2 separate regions of the Mus musculus genome follow, and region 1 is linked to region 2. The links are chromatin loops, found by intact Hi-C in ENCODE. Cell type or tissue: gastrocnemius. All regions are shown on one strand.

Evidence for each region. Hi-C counts contacts between places; a loop is a spot of excess contacts. Peaks named below come from ENCODE experiments on the same cell type or tissue, not always from the same donor. Only the 100,000 strongest peaks of a DNase experiment are listed, where the experiment ranks them.
Region 1: a loop joins it to region 2, with 4 times the contacts of the local background. A loop is called at or near these places in 28 of 42 quality-filtered maps.

What each region holds. Positions count from the first base shown.
Region 1 is chr4:14,911,714-14,919,713 of GRCm38, reverse strand. Pip4p2 (phosphatidylinositol-4,5-bisphosphate 4-phosphatase 2) reads right to left here. Exons shown (of 7, transcript NM_028264.4): 6 at 7,192-7,282; 7 at 4,454-5,990. The coding sequence ends at 5,847. Among named protein-coding and RNA genes, the nearest start is that of Gm11837, 15 kb to the left of the region's middle. In gastrocnemius, no CTCF peak of the experiment used is centred here; no DNase peak of the experiment used is centred here.
Region 2 is chr4:14,540,232-14,548,231 of GRCm38, reverse strand. It overlaps Slc26a7 (solute carrier family 26, member 7), which reads left to right. Exons shown (of 19, transcript NM_145947.2): 8 at 1,783-1,930; 9 at 3,957-4,070. Among named protein-coding and RNA genes, the nearest start is that of Slc26a7, 78 kb to the left of the region's middle. In gastrocnemius, a CTCF peak has its summit at 4,346 (motif pointing left); a DNase peak (open chromatin) is centred at 4,337.

The DNA of each region.
Region 1 (8,000 bases), 370 kb before region 2:
AAATTCCTTTTATGAAGCCACACAAAGGCTCGTCCAAGAAAGAGAATTTCAGACCGATATCCTTATGAACATTGATGCAAAAATACTTGCAAACTGAATCCAATAACCCATCAAAAACATCATCCACCATGATCAAGTTGGCTTTATCCTAGAAGTGGAGGGATGGTTCAACATACAGAAATCGATCAATGTAATCTACCATATAAACAAACTGAAAGAACAAAACCACATGATCATCTCATTAGATGCTGAAAAGCCTTTAACAAAAATCCAACACCCTTTTATGATATAAGTCTGGGAGAGATCAGGAATACAAGGCATATATCTAAACACAATTAAGGCAATACACATTAAGCTGATACCCAGCTTCAAAATAAATGGACAGAAACTTAAAGCAATTCCACTAAAATCAAGGACTAGACAAAACTGGCACTCTATCTGTACCTATTCAATATAGTACTTGAAGTTTTAGCTAGGACGCAAAAGTGAGCCCCAAAATTCTACCAGAGAACTCCTCTATCTGATTAAAAAAAAAAAAAAAAAAAAAAACAAACCTTCAGCAAAGGGGCTGGATATAAAATTAATCAAAAAAAAAAAAAAAAAAAAAAAAGGCAGTAGCCCTCCAATATACAACTGGTAAATGGGCTAAGGAAGAAATTAGTGAAACAACACCCTTCACAATAGCCAGAAATAATATAAGATATCTTGGTGTAACTCTAACCAAGCAAGTGAAAGACCTATATGACAGGAACTTCAAATCTTTGAAGAAAGAAACTAAAGAAGATAAAGAAGATGGAAAGATCTCCCATACTCATGGATCCATAAGATTAACATAGTAAAACTGGCCATCCTACCAAAAGCAATCTACAGATTCAACACAAGTCCCATCAAAATTCCAACAGAATTCTTTACAAACATTGAAAGAACAGTACTCGACTTCATGTGAAATAAACAAAACAAAACAAAAGGCCAGAACAGCTAAAACAATCCTGTACAATAAAAGAACTTCTGGTAGTGTCACCATTCCCGATTTCAAGCTGTACTACAGAACAAATGCAGACAAGTTCAGTGGAATAGAAATGAAGAACCAGGAGCAAATCCACACACCTACAGACACTTTGACAAAGAACCAAAATTATACAATAGGAAAAAAGAAAGCAAATGGTGCTGGTCTAACTGGATGGTTGCGTGTAGAAGAATGCAAATAGATCCATGCCTGTCACCCTACACAAAACTCAAGTCCAAGTGGATCAAAGACCTCAACTTGAAACCAGATACACTAAATCTAAAGGAACAGAACATAGAGAATAGTCTTGAAAGCGTTGGCACAGCAAACAACTTCCTGAACAGAACACCAACAACCCTGGCACGAAGATCAACGATAAATGGGAATTCGTGAAACTGCAAAACTTCTGTAAGGCAAAAGACAGCATCAAAGGAAAAAACGGCAGCCTACAGAATGGGAAAGATTTTCAACAACTCCGCACATGACAGAGGGCTGATATCCAAAATATATAATGAACTCAAAAAATTAGACACCAACAAAATAAATAACCCAATTAAAAATGGGGTACAGATGTAAACAGAGAATTCTCAGCAGAGGAATCTCTTATAGCCAAAAAGCACATAAAGAAATGTTCACCATCCAAAGTCACAAGGAAAATGCAAATCAAAACAACTCTGAGATCCCAACTTACACCTATCAAAATGGCTACGCTCAAAACCTCAAGTAACAGCTCATGCTGTCGAGGATGTTGAAACAAGGGGAACATTCCTCCATTGCTTGTGGGAGTTCAAACATATACAACCACTTTGGAAATCAATTTGGCAGTTTCTCAGAAAATTGGGCATAGTTCCACCTTAAGACCCAACTATGCCACTCCTGGACATATACCCCCCAAATGCTCCACTATCCTACAAGAACACTTGCTCAACTATGTTCATAGCAGCTTTACTCATAATAGCCATAAACTATATACAACCTAGGCAGCTTCAGAATGGATAAAGAAACTGTGGTAAATTCACACGACGGAGTACTACTCAGTTATTAAAAACAACGAAATCATGAAATTTTCAGACAAATGGATGGAACTAGAAAAGATCATCCTGCATGAGGTAACACAGACCCAGAAAGACAAGCATGGTATGTACTCACTTATAAGTAGTTATTAGCCATAAAGTATAGGCTAACCATGCTATAATCCATAGACCCAAAGAGGCTAAGTAACAATGAGGGGCTAAGGCAGGATGCTTGAATCTGAGAAGGGGAAACACATTTGACATCAGAAGTGGAGGGAGGGGACTGGGTCAAGGAATGGTTGGGGGTGGGAATAGGAGGGGTGAGGTGGAGAGGGGATGGAAGGGGAGACTGTAGGGAAAGAAACATCCTAGCTAGAAACCCAGGACAATGGAAATTCCCTGGAATCTATGAGAGTGATCCTAGCTAAGACTCCTGGCAATAGGGGATAAGGGATCTGAACTGGCTATCACCTATAACCAGGCAAGACTCCTAGCATAACTGTCATCTGAGAGGCTTCACCCAGCAACTGATGCAGAGATGTGGATTGCTGTCTCTATGCAGGTGAGGGCAGGCACAAGTTAAGGCTAAAGCCTGTGACTGGACAGTGGGAAAAGAAGGTGGGTTGAGAGTTTGAGAGACAAGTACAGAGACAGAGAGACAGAGAGGCAGACGGAGATGAGGAGACAAGATGGAATCTATAAGAGAGGAAGAGGAACCAGAACCAAGCAGTCCTCGGAGCCATAAGTACTGGGGACTTCTTAGGTGATTAAATAGTAAGTACGGTGTGTTTGTCCCATCTAAGTGTGCAGCTTGTGTTTATAGCAGTTGAGTTTTAAGTTCTTTATGTGGGTGTTTTGTGGTTGAAAATTCACTGATATAAGTCTGACTGATGAATAACAAGCCTCTAGAGTTTCAATTTTGCCAGGTTACAGGGATCAATGACAGCTAACAACCGGATGGATGGCTGGGAATGTGAGCAGGATCTGCCGCAGGAGTAGGAGTAGGGTAGCTGCCACATGGGGACCATGGAAACCCTGGTGGCAGGAACTGTGATAATGAAACATGGAGCCACAATGTAGGTAGCTGGACACCCCCCTCCCATTTAGGTGGCAGATTGGATCCGCCACTGCAGGGTTTAACAGAACAGCTTACAAAATTAGGATGGTAGCTTCTGTGCCCGGCAATTGTGTTACCTGTTGATTCTAAACTAAGATTGTGTGGTGTTTTCCTTCATTCGGTGACTCAACTGGGTTCCAGAGAAAGGTACGGCAGCAGGGCACCCCAGCCAGCCTTGGGAATTTGGAAGCATGGGGCGGTCATGGCCACAGCCCGCCATGGAAACTTCGCTAGCCCGGTGGAGAGATTTCGGAGCTGAGTTGGCTTGTGTTGGGCTGAGGACAGGCCGGCCTGTCTGCATGTTCCAAGCCAGCGGTAGCATGGATTGCTTTTTTAATATTTCATGCAACACAGAGACCCACAGCCAAACATTAGGTGGAGCCTAGGGAATCCTCTGGAAGAGTGGGAGGAAGAACTGAAGGAGCCAGAGGGGTCAAGGACACCAAAAAAAAAACCTGCAAAATCAACTAACCTGATCCCATAGGGGCTCATAAAGACTAAATTGCTACCCAGAGGGCTACCCAGACATGGGATGGACCTGGGCCTTTCGTACATGTAACAGTTGTACAGCTGAGTCTTCATGTGGGATTCCTAAAGTAAGCTTTAAGCTTTAAGCTACACAGCCTGCCTTTCTCTTATCTGGATGCCTTGTCGCCTTGTCTAGCCTCAACAGAAGATGTACCTAGTCTTACTGCAACTGGATATGCCAAGTCTGGTGGACGCCCATGGGAGGCTTCCCATTTTCTGAGGAGAAGGGGAAGAAGTATGGATGAGGGGAAGGGAGGAAAGGAGAGTGGAGGGGCTAGGCAGAGATGAGGGAGAGGAAGCTGTGACAGGAATGTAAAGTAAACAGACAAATTCATAATAATAATAAAATACAAATAAATACTGACCCAAGTATATATAAGCACTAAAAATAATCCAATCCCCCATGCATATTCATTCTTTCCTTACCAGGAAGGTATCCAAGTGGGGATGAGCATATGAACAAACTGTCACATATATCCATCCCATAGATACATTCCGGAAGGATATTGTCAAATAGCATAGAATACAATGTGAGAGCTGTTACAAAGTACTGTCATTAAGACAAGACACTGATTATTTTATTCTGAATATACAGTGTGCTAACAATACCATAGCATACCAAATAAAAATATTTAAAACATAGTAATGAAAACAGAATAAAAAAGATAAAGGAACATTATCCAAAAATGGTCTGTCTTCCTTAATATGAATATTTCACAGCAAGATCTCAAAGTAAATTTTGGAAATAAAATCTAATTTTTTAGGAAGAAATAGAACAAAGTGATTTTTGAATAATAATCTTTATTAGCATATTTTCAAAGGTACATAGAATCCTGAGCTACTTCATTTATACATTTATCATTTTCTCTTTGAGGTGTAGCTGACTCCGACTTTGCATTAAGTACATTTTCATATTAATCAGGAACATAAATAATTTAGAACATTAGTCTTGTCCCTTGGAATCACCTACTAATGTATTCAGGGCATCTCATTGTCTAATTCTACAATGTGAAAGAGTTTAGACCACTGACTCTCAAGGAATTCCTTCTAAACTGCAAAACTGGGCAGTGCAAGAGCTGAGTCCATGAATTCCACGCGAAGTTTTAGGTGACGATGAAACTCTCTCTCTCTGATCCGTTCTCTTGAAGAAGTCGAGTCATTATCTGACCAGGTGAGAAATGGTAAGAGAATCTCTAATTCTAACTTTCAGCTAAAGCAAAAAAGTCCTAAGTTCTCTTCCCAGAGAAGCGGGTGTACACAGATGTCAAGAAGATAAGTTTACCATGATTGAATGAAAAGGACTGCAACCCAGTGTCAACATGTCTTTGACGAGATGATGAAGTATTATAAAACATGTTGTCTGAAATACTTCCTCCAGTTTATAAAGGAATACATTCAGCAGAGTAACATTAAATTCCATAAATCCAGACCAGATTTTTGTAAATGCTAAATAAAAAGACAAGACTGAAAGGCAAAAAGTCCTGTAATCTTAGAGAAAAGACATTTATCTAACATCTCCAACTGTGGACTATATATATGTTCATCCTAGGTATTTTAATTTACTACCAAAATATTGTATCTTTCTACAAACAATAACAAAAAAAAAAAAAAACAAAAAAAACAAGCATATACTATCTAGAAATGATTCTCTGACAAGAATGTCAAGTTTTTCAAAGTACACTCAATTTGTTTTTCCTGAATAAGGTATCTATACTCTTAGGTTAAAATTACAGTAAGCAGTTCAAGCAAAAATGCATATTGCTTAGATTTTTAAAGCAAGCAATTCTGTTTAAAATGTAAGTATAAATGTGACCCTATTGTAGAAACATTTATAAACACTTCTTGGGGATAGTCCCACAGCAACAAGTAATGGAACAACTGGTTTAAACATAATGAAAGACTGATATTAGATATAACGTGGGAGGACAAATGCAAAAATACCTTTATGATTTAAAAGAACAGAGACACAGCTTTATTTTTCCAAGTCTGAAAACCTAGCAGCAAAATGAACTTGCATATAATGTACTTCAGTGAGCGTCTGTTCAGAAAAGACTCACAAATTCTTGAGACTACTATACAAACCAGGATGGAATCCAGGAGGATAAATGATTTGAAGGCGTCCAGCAGAGCTTCTCAAGGACTACTGGACACTCTCGCCTGCATCAAGGATTCATGAGGAGACTTAAGCAAAGCCGTGCTCTGGATAACTGACTCTGATTGCGCCCCAGTAACAAGCTCGGATAAGGCAAATCAAACCTAGCAGATAAGCAATTGCCCAAGACACATAGGTTGCATGAAATCGCCTTGAAAAATCTTGTGTGCCAACCTGAAACGAAAAATAACATCAAAGCAAGAGATTAGAAACTTTAAGGAAATGTCCTTTTGGAAAACTTGTGTTGGCCTCCCTGTTTGTGATAATATGAAGTGTATTTCCAAACTGAAGCCACTAAGTACCTGTAAGACTACATGTAGCTCTTGACTCTAATCGACAGACAACAATGATACTTGTATAACTACAAATTTTATGAAGTAAATAGAGAAGCGCACTGCCAGACATAGTGATGCATGCCTGGAAACCCCTGAACTCATGTGAAGTTATCTTTGTAAGGTGTTTAACCCATGTAAATATTCACTCCCATGTGGCACTGCTAATGATATGGGACCAGGTATATTAACCAAGGAACACAGAACACAGAAAGCAAAGATCAACTCCCTGTCTTTGTCTGGAGTGATTTCCATGCCAACTGCTCAACTTCAGTCTCCTCTGAAACTAACTCATTCTCATAGCAAATGTTGTTTTGAGTAGAAGATATTTCATGACCATAAAACGTTGGTTCTGCCAACTCAACAAAAGTAAATGGGCTTTTGACAAATAGTGAATTTCTCAGTGCTAAAGACTTTCAAATAGGCACAACCAACCTCTCTCTAGATAGGCAGACTTCATTAGGAACAGGACACGCACAATGAAACAAGCTCATAAGGTTAATATAATGTCATAAAATCTTTTATAAGGCTGAAGAGATGGTGTGGGTAGGAGCACTGACTGCTCACCCAGAGGACCTAGATTAGATTCTCATCAGGCCTCACAACCCAGCCTCGGAGAATCTGACACCTTCTGCTGGCCTTCATGGGCACCGGGTATGCACGCACACAAAAAAATGCCTATACATATAAAATCAGATAAAAATGGATAGTTTTTTTTAAAATAATTAACTAATGGGAAATAAAGACATATCCAAGGATTGGGTATCTGATTGACCACAGTCCCTCAGAAGCTCAGGAGCCTGTCGTGCTGAGTGACCACTAACTTGGGGATCTCTGAAGGGTGTACCAAGTCTCACCACAGACTAAAGTTGATAAACTTGCAGAAAGAATTGTAAGAGTAGTGTTCAGTCTCTTGGCATAGAAGAGTACACCTATAATCCTAGCACTTGGGAGGTAGAGGAAAGAGGATCATGAACTCAAAGACCAGCCTCTGCTCCATGGGCCCCTGTATCAGAATGAGGAAACAAACAAGTGGTACTCACAGTTAATCCAACTGCAATGAAAATACATATCATTCCGATGGTGACATACGCACAGCAGCGTCTCCGGGGAAGGGCGCTACCTACCGAGGAGCTGCAAAGAGCAAAGCAGGGGGACACTTTAAACATCTCCGAAAAAATTCCCCATCGTGTCTTCATGACTTCTCATGTACTTAGGAGCTTAATGTGTTTCTTCAAAATGACAGACAGGATTATAAACTGACATGTTTCAACAAATGGCAAAAGCAAGTGGTGCCTTGCTCACTGACAATATTCATAAAAATAAAAAGGGTAAATAAAAAAGCCACTGTGGTCCCTGATCATCCATCAGATAAATGTCCATATCCCAGAAGTCTTTTCTGGAATGGAGGATAAAATGTTAGCTAACAAGTAGTACTTGGCTTGCTTATAGTTTATGTTTAGTGCAGAAAATTTTGAAAATAAGAGAAATGAGCGAAAAGGCAAAGTATGTATAATTCTACTACCTGAAAACAGTTTTCAGGTACTCACGTGTACTATTCTCATGTATTATTCTGACCCATAGGTGGCATGGATGTTTTCCTGTTATCAAGCATTCACACAATGGAGTTCTGATACATAATCAATAGAACCAACCATTTCCCAACGATTTACATGGAAGTGTTTTCATCATTATAAAAACTGTCAACTAAGCAACATTTAAAAGGCATTGTGTTTATTTTTTTCATCATTTCTTAGATTTTTTACAAGTAGAATTATGACATTGCAGGAGATAAATTTTTAGGTTTCTTAATGCATAGTGTTTAAAAGCATCTGGGAAATCCATTGAAGCA
Region 2 (8,000 bases):
AGGCTATAAGCTAACCTGTTATTAAATGAGCATGTGATTGGCTAATGCAGCATCGCTTCAAGTAAAGAATTTCCAAAAGAATTTCCAAAGATATGGCTTGAAAAATAGTGGGCGTTGCTAAACTTTCCAAGGCTTGGATCTGATCTACCGTAACTGCTCAGCCACACTTGTTCTTGTGGCCACCTTTATCACTTAAGTTATGACAAGCATGAAGAAGCACCCGCAGAACTGGAATCCCAAAGGCCTGCAAAGAGTGGTACAGAGACAGGCAGAGATGGCCTGGCATCCCACCTCTCTCCAGTCCCCCTCCAGGCGTCAAGAGAATATGTCACATGTTCCACACCGTGAAAGAACAAAAGTCCTTTCAAAACTAGGCTGGCAAGCTATGGCAGAGAAGGACAAAAATACCTTGTGAGTTCATAACTTTCTAATGGGCCGAATAAAACAGATACAGACAAAGTCTAATTTTGAGGCAATGTAAGAATTGTTGGGTCCTTTGAGTTTTATTTTTCGTCTTCTTAAAGTAAAGGAATAGTAGGAAAATTCTCAGAAACAAAACAAAAAACGGTTAATTAAAAATAGAATCCTCTGCATTAGCTGGCCTGTGCAGACGCAGGCAAAGGTGGGTCTCCTAAATCAACTCTTAGTTTCCTAAGGGTTTCTCTGCTTTTTATTGGAAAACCAGTTGTTTTTTCTTCAGTCCAGGTCTTGTTATTAATTAACCACATTTAGTTTTAATGAACTAGAAGTTTAATTTCTTCACTTCAAGTTTTGTATATTATCTTAGGATGTATAGTCACAGTGTTTGGGGAGCAAAGCATACATAGCACTCAGACACAACATCTCCTTCTACTCCTGCTCATATTCCCTTCTGAGAAATCCCCTTACGGAACTGCAGGAAGGCATGGCTTAGAAAGGTTCTCCTCCTTGCAACCTTCCTCCAAGAATTTTCTCATCCCAACTGCGGTTGTGGTATACTTGATTCGGAGTTGCTGAGAAAATGAAATGAAACAGTTAATGAGAAAGAGTCCAGGCTCCACTCACACACTAGGTAATAAGACAATTAACCAGTAAGAAATAACTCCCCCCTTCCTTTATTTTTTACCACAGGAATTCCTTCAGGGGTGGGGTTAAGTCTCCCAGCATGACAACGAATACGTAAATGGTCATTTGGCTTACATACTTTTCAAGGGACAATAAGACATAATGGCTGGGTATTATCTGAGAAATGCTTTAAAGACGACTTTGAAATGAAGCTAAGTGTGGTCTCTTTTGCAACAGAGAGGAGATGAGATCTTCCTGCATGTTTTCTTTAGCGTATGGAAGGCATGATTAACTGTCTCGTGAAAGGATTGAGTTAAAAATGTAATTACCATAATGAAGTCAATGGCGTATTTGGAGATTAGTCGACAGTAAGCTAGTGTTTGCCTGAAACTCTGCAGCATTTGAGGGAGGAAACGTGGCTCCAGTGCTGGCCAAATAAATATTTGGAAAGGTTCAAATGAAAGAAGGGTCAGATATGCTTTTGTTTCCTACAAGAAACCTTTGTCAAGTCAGAATTCTGCGGTAAGACCTGGATTCCCTGGGTGTGAGTGTCAGTTAGATGCATGGGACTCTCCTTGTGTTATTTCTTACAATTTTGCTTTTCTGCTAAATAATATTGAAGATATAGGGCTTTACAGGGCGAGACTGCTTAGTTTTCTCTTCAGAAACACTAGTGCAGGAGATTTCATGGCAAGTTATTATAGATTCATAACTTCAATCCAGTCTTTCTCTCCATAGGATTCCTCCTCCCCGTGCTCCCCCAATGAACATCCTCTCTGCAGTGCTCACTGAAGCTTTCGGAGTTGCACTTGTAGGCTATGTGGCCTCGCTGGCTCTCGCACAAGGATCTGCCAAGAAGTTCAAATATTCAGTTGATGACAACCAGGTGGAGTGTGCCCCCAGGCCCTCTCTAGCCAGGGATTTTCACTGTTCTGTGGCCTCTCAGATACTGAAAATGTCAAACGCCTGAAAAGACAACTTTTCTAAATGTGTAGCAAGCATGGGCAGAACAAAATAGGGAAGTCTCTGAGTCACTCACAGGAAGCTTAGAACCTAGCTTTCACAGAGTATAGCATATTAATTTCATCATTCCCTCTTTTTATCTATATGTCTGTCAGAGGAAAGCCTTTGTTCTTTGTTTCCACTGTGTGAGTCCCTTGTATTGAGCTCACATCAGCAGGCTTGGTAGCAAGTGCCTTTACCCACCGAGTCATCGCACTGATCCTTCTAATATATTTTTAAAGAAACACACACACCTTCATGCTCTTTCATTTGGTTTTAGGAGAGAATCCAAGGGTGGTTATCATTTCATGATAGATAACTTTGAAAACTTAGGGATTTCAAAGTGGAACACTAGTAATTACTCTTCTTAAGGCCCTTCGGGATGTGAAGTTTTGTTCCTACAGACCTAAGAGTGCACATACAACCTGTTTACTGAATCCATTCTCCCAGTGTCTTTTTCATGCCCCAAGGCCTTGTAGAGCTCTCTGGTCCTGAACAGAAGCTGCAGTAGACTGCAGACCAGTGCAGAGTTACCCGCACATAGAGTTCACACTGAGGTTTGGGGACCTCCGTTCTCTCTGTGTATGTCTATTAAGCTCCACTATAGGTGCCAGGGATAAAACAGTAAACAACACAGATGAATGTGAAACTCAGAAACTCCTCGGGTCTCCCTTCTTCGATGTCAAATCACAGACCTCATTATCATGGCTTTCAAGGAGGGCACATGTGGATGGGCAGTGTGCTGTACCCATGTACATGGGAAGAGTCATGGATAACTGTACAGGCTGGGGCCTAGACTTGAAGTGATGTGATTAGGATGGTAGAAACCTATAGGGTAGTTAGTGTCTTAGTCAGGGTCCCTTTTCTGCACAAAACATCATGACCAAGAAGCAAATTGTGGAGGAAAGGGTTTATTCAGCTTACACTTCCACATTGCTGTTCATCACCAAAGGAATTCAGGACTGGAACTCAAGCAGGTCAGGAAGCAGGAGCTGATACAGGGGCCATGGAGGGATGTTACTTACTGGCTTACTTCCCCTGGCTTGCTCAGCTTGCTCTCCTATAGAACCCAAGATTACCAGTCCAGGGATGGTACCACCCACAGTGGGCCCTCCCACCCTTGATCACTAATTGAGAAAATGCCTTACAGCTGGATTTCATGGAGGCATTTCCTCAAGGGAGGATCCTTTCTCTGTGATAACTCCAGCTTGTGTCAAGTTGACACACAAAACCAGCCAGTACAAGTAGTTACTGATTTCCCATTAGCCATCAAATGTTGATGACAAATAGTAGGTTGGATGTAGCAATCCAGAGTTAAGAAGAGTAGTCTAAGCTGAAGATGTAGATTTGGGAGTTGCCAGGGTGTGTTTGGACAGTTAAGATGTGGACAGACAATAGAAAGGGTCCTACAATTGCAATCGGTTAGATAACAAAAGAAACTGAGAAGTGACAGGTGGAGAGATAGAGGCAAGCTTGGAAAGTGTGGGGTACAGGAAGCCGATCAAAGGGACCTTTTAAGGAGGATAGAATGAGCAGTTGTGGAAAATGCTTCTTCATACCAGGTTGGAGTTGGTAAGGCAGAGGTCATTGAGGAAAGGGTGAGAGTAAAATCCCAACTGGGAATACTTAGAAAACAGGGATAGGCCATGGGGCAGTGGAAATCATGAATAATTTAAAATCTCCTCATGAGTTCATTATGAGAGCTGAGTGATGCTCTTAGAATAGACTTTGGAGGATTGCAAGCAGGCTATGAATGTTAGCTATTTTTATTATAAACTATTACATCTTAGCTGGTGCGGTGAATAGTAGCTGAGCATAAACAAGCTTCATTCTTTGACGAATTGTACCTGGGACCATAGAAGGGGATTATGATAAAGAAATGTTCCATTCTCCCATAACTAATCTCGCAGGAATTTTTGGCCCATGGCCTCAGCAACGTGATCCCTTCATTTCTCTTCTGCATCCCAAGCGCTGCCGCCATGGGAAGGACGGCTGGTTTGTACAGCACCGGCGCAAAGACGCAGGTAACAACTATTCTGTGGGGAAAGGGGGGCTGTGGGGCCGTCACCCCTTTCTCAGAGTGGAAGGCTGCTCTGTTGAGTCTTGAAAACGTTGCTGATTCACGTTTTCTAAGCAGTTTCTAGAAGTTCTTCCTCCTTCCCTCTCCTACTCCCTCCATCCTGTTATGACTCCCCTCTTTTTCGAATTTTTCCCATCAATGACTTTTCCACAGGCTATGATGCAAAGAGCAAACTGCGGCATTCCTTGCCCACAGTAGCTCTATTAGAAATCTTGAAGCCAGAGCTCCCTCTAGCGGTCTCTTAGTTAAGCTAAACAGCACGACTTTCCTGACTTTCTCTCTCTCTCTCTCTCTCTCTCTCTCTCTCTCTCTCTCTCTCTCTCTCTCTCTCTCTCTCTCTCTCTCTCTCTCTCCCTCCCTCCCTCCCTCCCTCCCTCCCTCTCTCTCTCTCTCTCCCTCCCTCTCTCTCTCTCTCCCTTATCATAAAATAAAACCAAGCCTAGGCAGAATATATCTTGACAAGAACATTTCTATGTATCGCAGTGAGCACATGTGCCAAATATCTATTCTATATATGCCAATATTTGAGGTTAAAGGAACAATAGTTTTATATATATTTTAGAAACTCAAATGGATTCATATTTCTTGCAAGCCTGATATATACTGGGCATCCTTCTGTGTAAGGGTAGGATGATAGTAAGGATGATATAGATGGAAGTGGAAACAATATCACCATATTGCGTGTCAGGCATTGTGTGTCTTCTTACATAAATGGACTCAAACTTCAGGCAACTCACTGAAAGATGTAAAATAGATGTTCTCAGTTTCTATGTGACAAAGTTGATGAAAGAAATTGGCCCAGGTATTGTGTTATGAAACTTTTCCTGGGGAGACCCAAAACATATATCTACTCAGTCAAGATAGGGATCCCACAACAGATTTTATGGATGTATAATACAGATGATACCAAAGTCCAGCTTAGGGAACCCATGAGTTTTATTGAAGTTACTTACAGGAATATGGGTGAAGGGTTGCTTACAGGAGCAGAAATAACTCAAAGAAAGATGCACCATCAAAGCGCACCCCAGGATGGGTGACAGTTGACGAAATCTGGGAACCTGGAGCATAGTGCGCAGTCTCCAGGCAGCTCAGCAGGCTAGAGAGTGTCAGCTGCCCCCGTTGGTCTAAGCTTCTGCAGGTAGCCAGCTGGTTTCTTCCGGGCAGCTGCTCTGGCTTGAGGATATTCTTTGCAGCTTGGCTTATCTGTAATGATTCCGTAGTCTTCATTGTGTACTCTTGGGAGGTCCTAGCGCATCTGGTCAGATTAGGGAGTTCCTGAAGCTACTTTGAGCTGTTTACTTGCTGACATAAGGAGCTTCTTTGCAGAGTGGAATGCCCAGAACTGCAGTACAATCCCATGTCCCAGACCTTGGGAATAGCAAAGCTGAGGTTTAAACTCTGAGTGATTTGTACTCATAACCAGTGACCCATCAAAGAAATTGATGTATATCATAAGAAATTAACAATCACAGCTAACCATTATGAAATAATAAGAATTGGATAAAAATCAATAAACAATTTTACATGCAAATGTGAACATTTATTAGAGGTTTATCTTATATTACTAATATAGTTTTTAAGTTGTAGAGCAACTCATGAGAAAAGTGTAAGTTTTGTGACCTTATGGGAAAGGTTCAAGATAAATACAGATAAACACTAAGTATTGAATAAAACTGATGCTATGCGCCAGTGATTCTCAACCTTCCTGATGCTGTGACCCTTTAATACATTTCCTCATGTTGTGGTGACCCCCACTATAAAATAATTTTGTTGTTACTTCAAAACAGTAATTTTGCTACTGTTATGAATCATAATGTAAATATCTGAGTTTTTCAGTGGTCTGAGGCAACTCCTGTGAGAAGGTCTTTCCACTCTCCCCATGGCGTTGCGACCCACAGGTTGAGAACCATTGCCATGCACCACAGCGCAGAGAAAAAAATTGCAAAATCAAATTGGAATATATTACAATTTAACAAATAATTAACTTGTTTAAGAAACTAAATTCTTATGTAAGCTCAGATTCATGACATCACATGCTTTGATGGGTTTCTATGAAGTTTAGTGATTTCAAATCCAGGTTCATAGTGTCTCTTGGTTGGCACAAACCTTTTTGTAATTTACTCTTAAATGATTGCAACCATTTTCTCTTGCGACTCCTTCCTGTAGCATTCTAGGTTGCTATAGATTTTCTACCGGCCTCTCTTTAGAAAGTGAGCATGTTAGGTTGTTTCCATTTTTAGGCTGAATGAATGAAATGTGCCAAGGGAAGGTTCTGGAAGCTGGACTTGCACTCTGGTTCCTCCATGGGTGACTGCACCAGAAACTCCTCAGGTTTAAGTGGACTCAGCTGACAAAGCAGAGTTACAATTGCATAAAGATGAACTGTCACATGCTCAGCTGGTGAAACACATAAGCAGTCAGAATCCACTTTTGAAATGCCAGTGATTATAATTGAGTTTACTAGGTTTCTGCTGTTAATGTTTTAAAGCAAAGATGTTTGTGTGTGACTGGGACAGCTTTCTCTTGGGATGGTTTGCCCATCCTAGTTGGCCCTCAGACTTGCTGCTGGTGCTTGAGAAAGCTGATATGATATTGTCACTTGTCTTAGAGACAGAAAGGCTGAAATGCAGCCCTGATGTGTAGCCACTGTGATGTGTATCCACCTTGATGTGTGCCATCTCTGCCCTTAGGCGCATTGCAAGCATTTTTAATCACTGCATAAGTGATAAGAAAATTCTCTGATCAGTCTTTGTAACTTTCAACAGTAAAAGTTTCAGAGAAAGAACACTTCGGAAAATTTGTCCTAAGTATGAAATCTTAGTGGGCCAATAACATCGTTTACTAGAGTGGGGATACAGGATGCTCTGTCTTTGTTCTGGGGTCACATGTTTGAATGATTGGAACAAGAGAACACCTCTAAAGACTTTTTGCTTTATAAAGATTTCTCCCACTTGCATGGTATTCTCTTCATCAAACTTTACAAGAAATGAATTTAGAATCTAGCAAAAACACTAAAGGCTGCCGGCAGAATATTCTCAGTGTACCCTCCTTGCTGAGGTGATAGCTCTATTTCTTAACCACTGTTGTCCAACTGCACAGGAAGAGAATCTGAACTCATGTGCATGCTCAAACCGAGGATGCTTTGCTATCCATTTCAGACCTTTTATGCTGCTACCACTAAGTATACATAGGTATAGTAGCTAGCTGACTTGAAGAGAGCGCTAAGCATATTTTCAAAGTTTGGCTTTATCTAGGGTACTTGTAAAAAAACCCCTTTCACACTTCATGATTTCAAAGCGCAGGCTCTTCAACGTCTCTGCCTCCCTTAGGCACTGGAATGCATACCCACTAAATTAACTTGGAACACATAAAAGCCCTTCAACTTTTTAGCTAATTACAACTCATCAAAGCCCAAATGATAAGCACATTACCTTTATTAATTACTTTACCGCCTGCAACAGCTTCAGTATTCTCACTGGAATACTGCACTGCGATATTTTTGTGTAGTAGTTATCTATTTAAGGCTAGAGGGGTAGCTAAGTGATAATAACACCCTCATCTGCCATGCCAGGATTCAATCCAGCTCCACAGACAACAGCATCTTCTTTCTTCCTTCAGTCCCAAAAAAGACTTTGCGTAGGTCAGAAATTTATTTACCCTAAACAGTCTTTCCCTTGTTCCTGTGTCCCTTCCTTCTTAAGATTTCCTGATAGTTTTATTTATTAAGCATGTGTCATTCAGTGTGCAATGTGCACACCCATGCAGTGTCTGCCGAGGCCGGAAACATGGTGTTGAATCTCTTGACACTAGAGTTACAGGCAGTAGTAAGCCACTTGCTGTGGGTGATGGGAACTGAACTCAGGTCAGAGAGTAG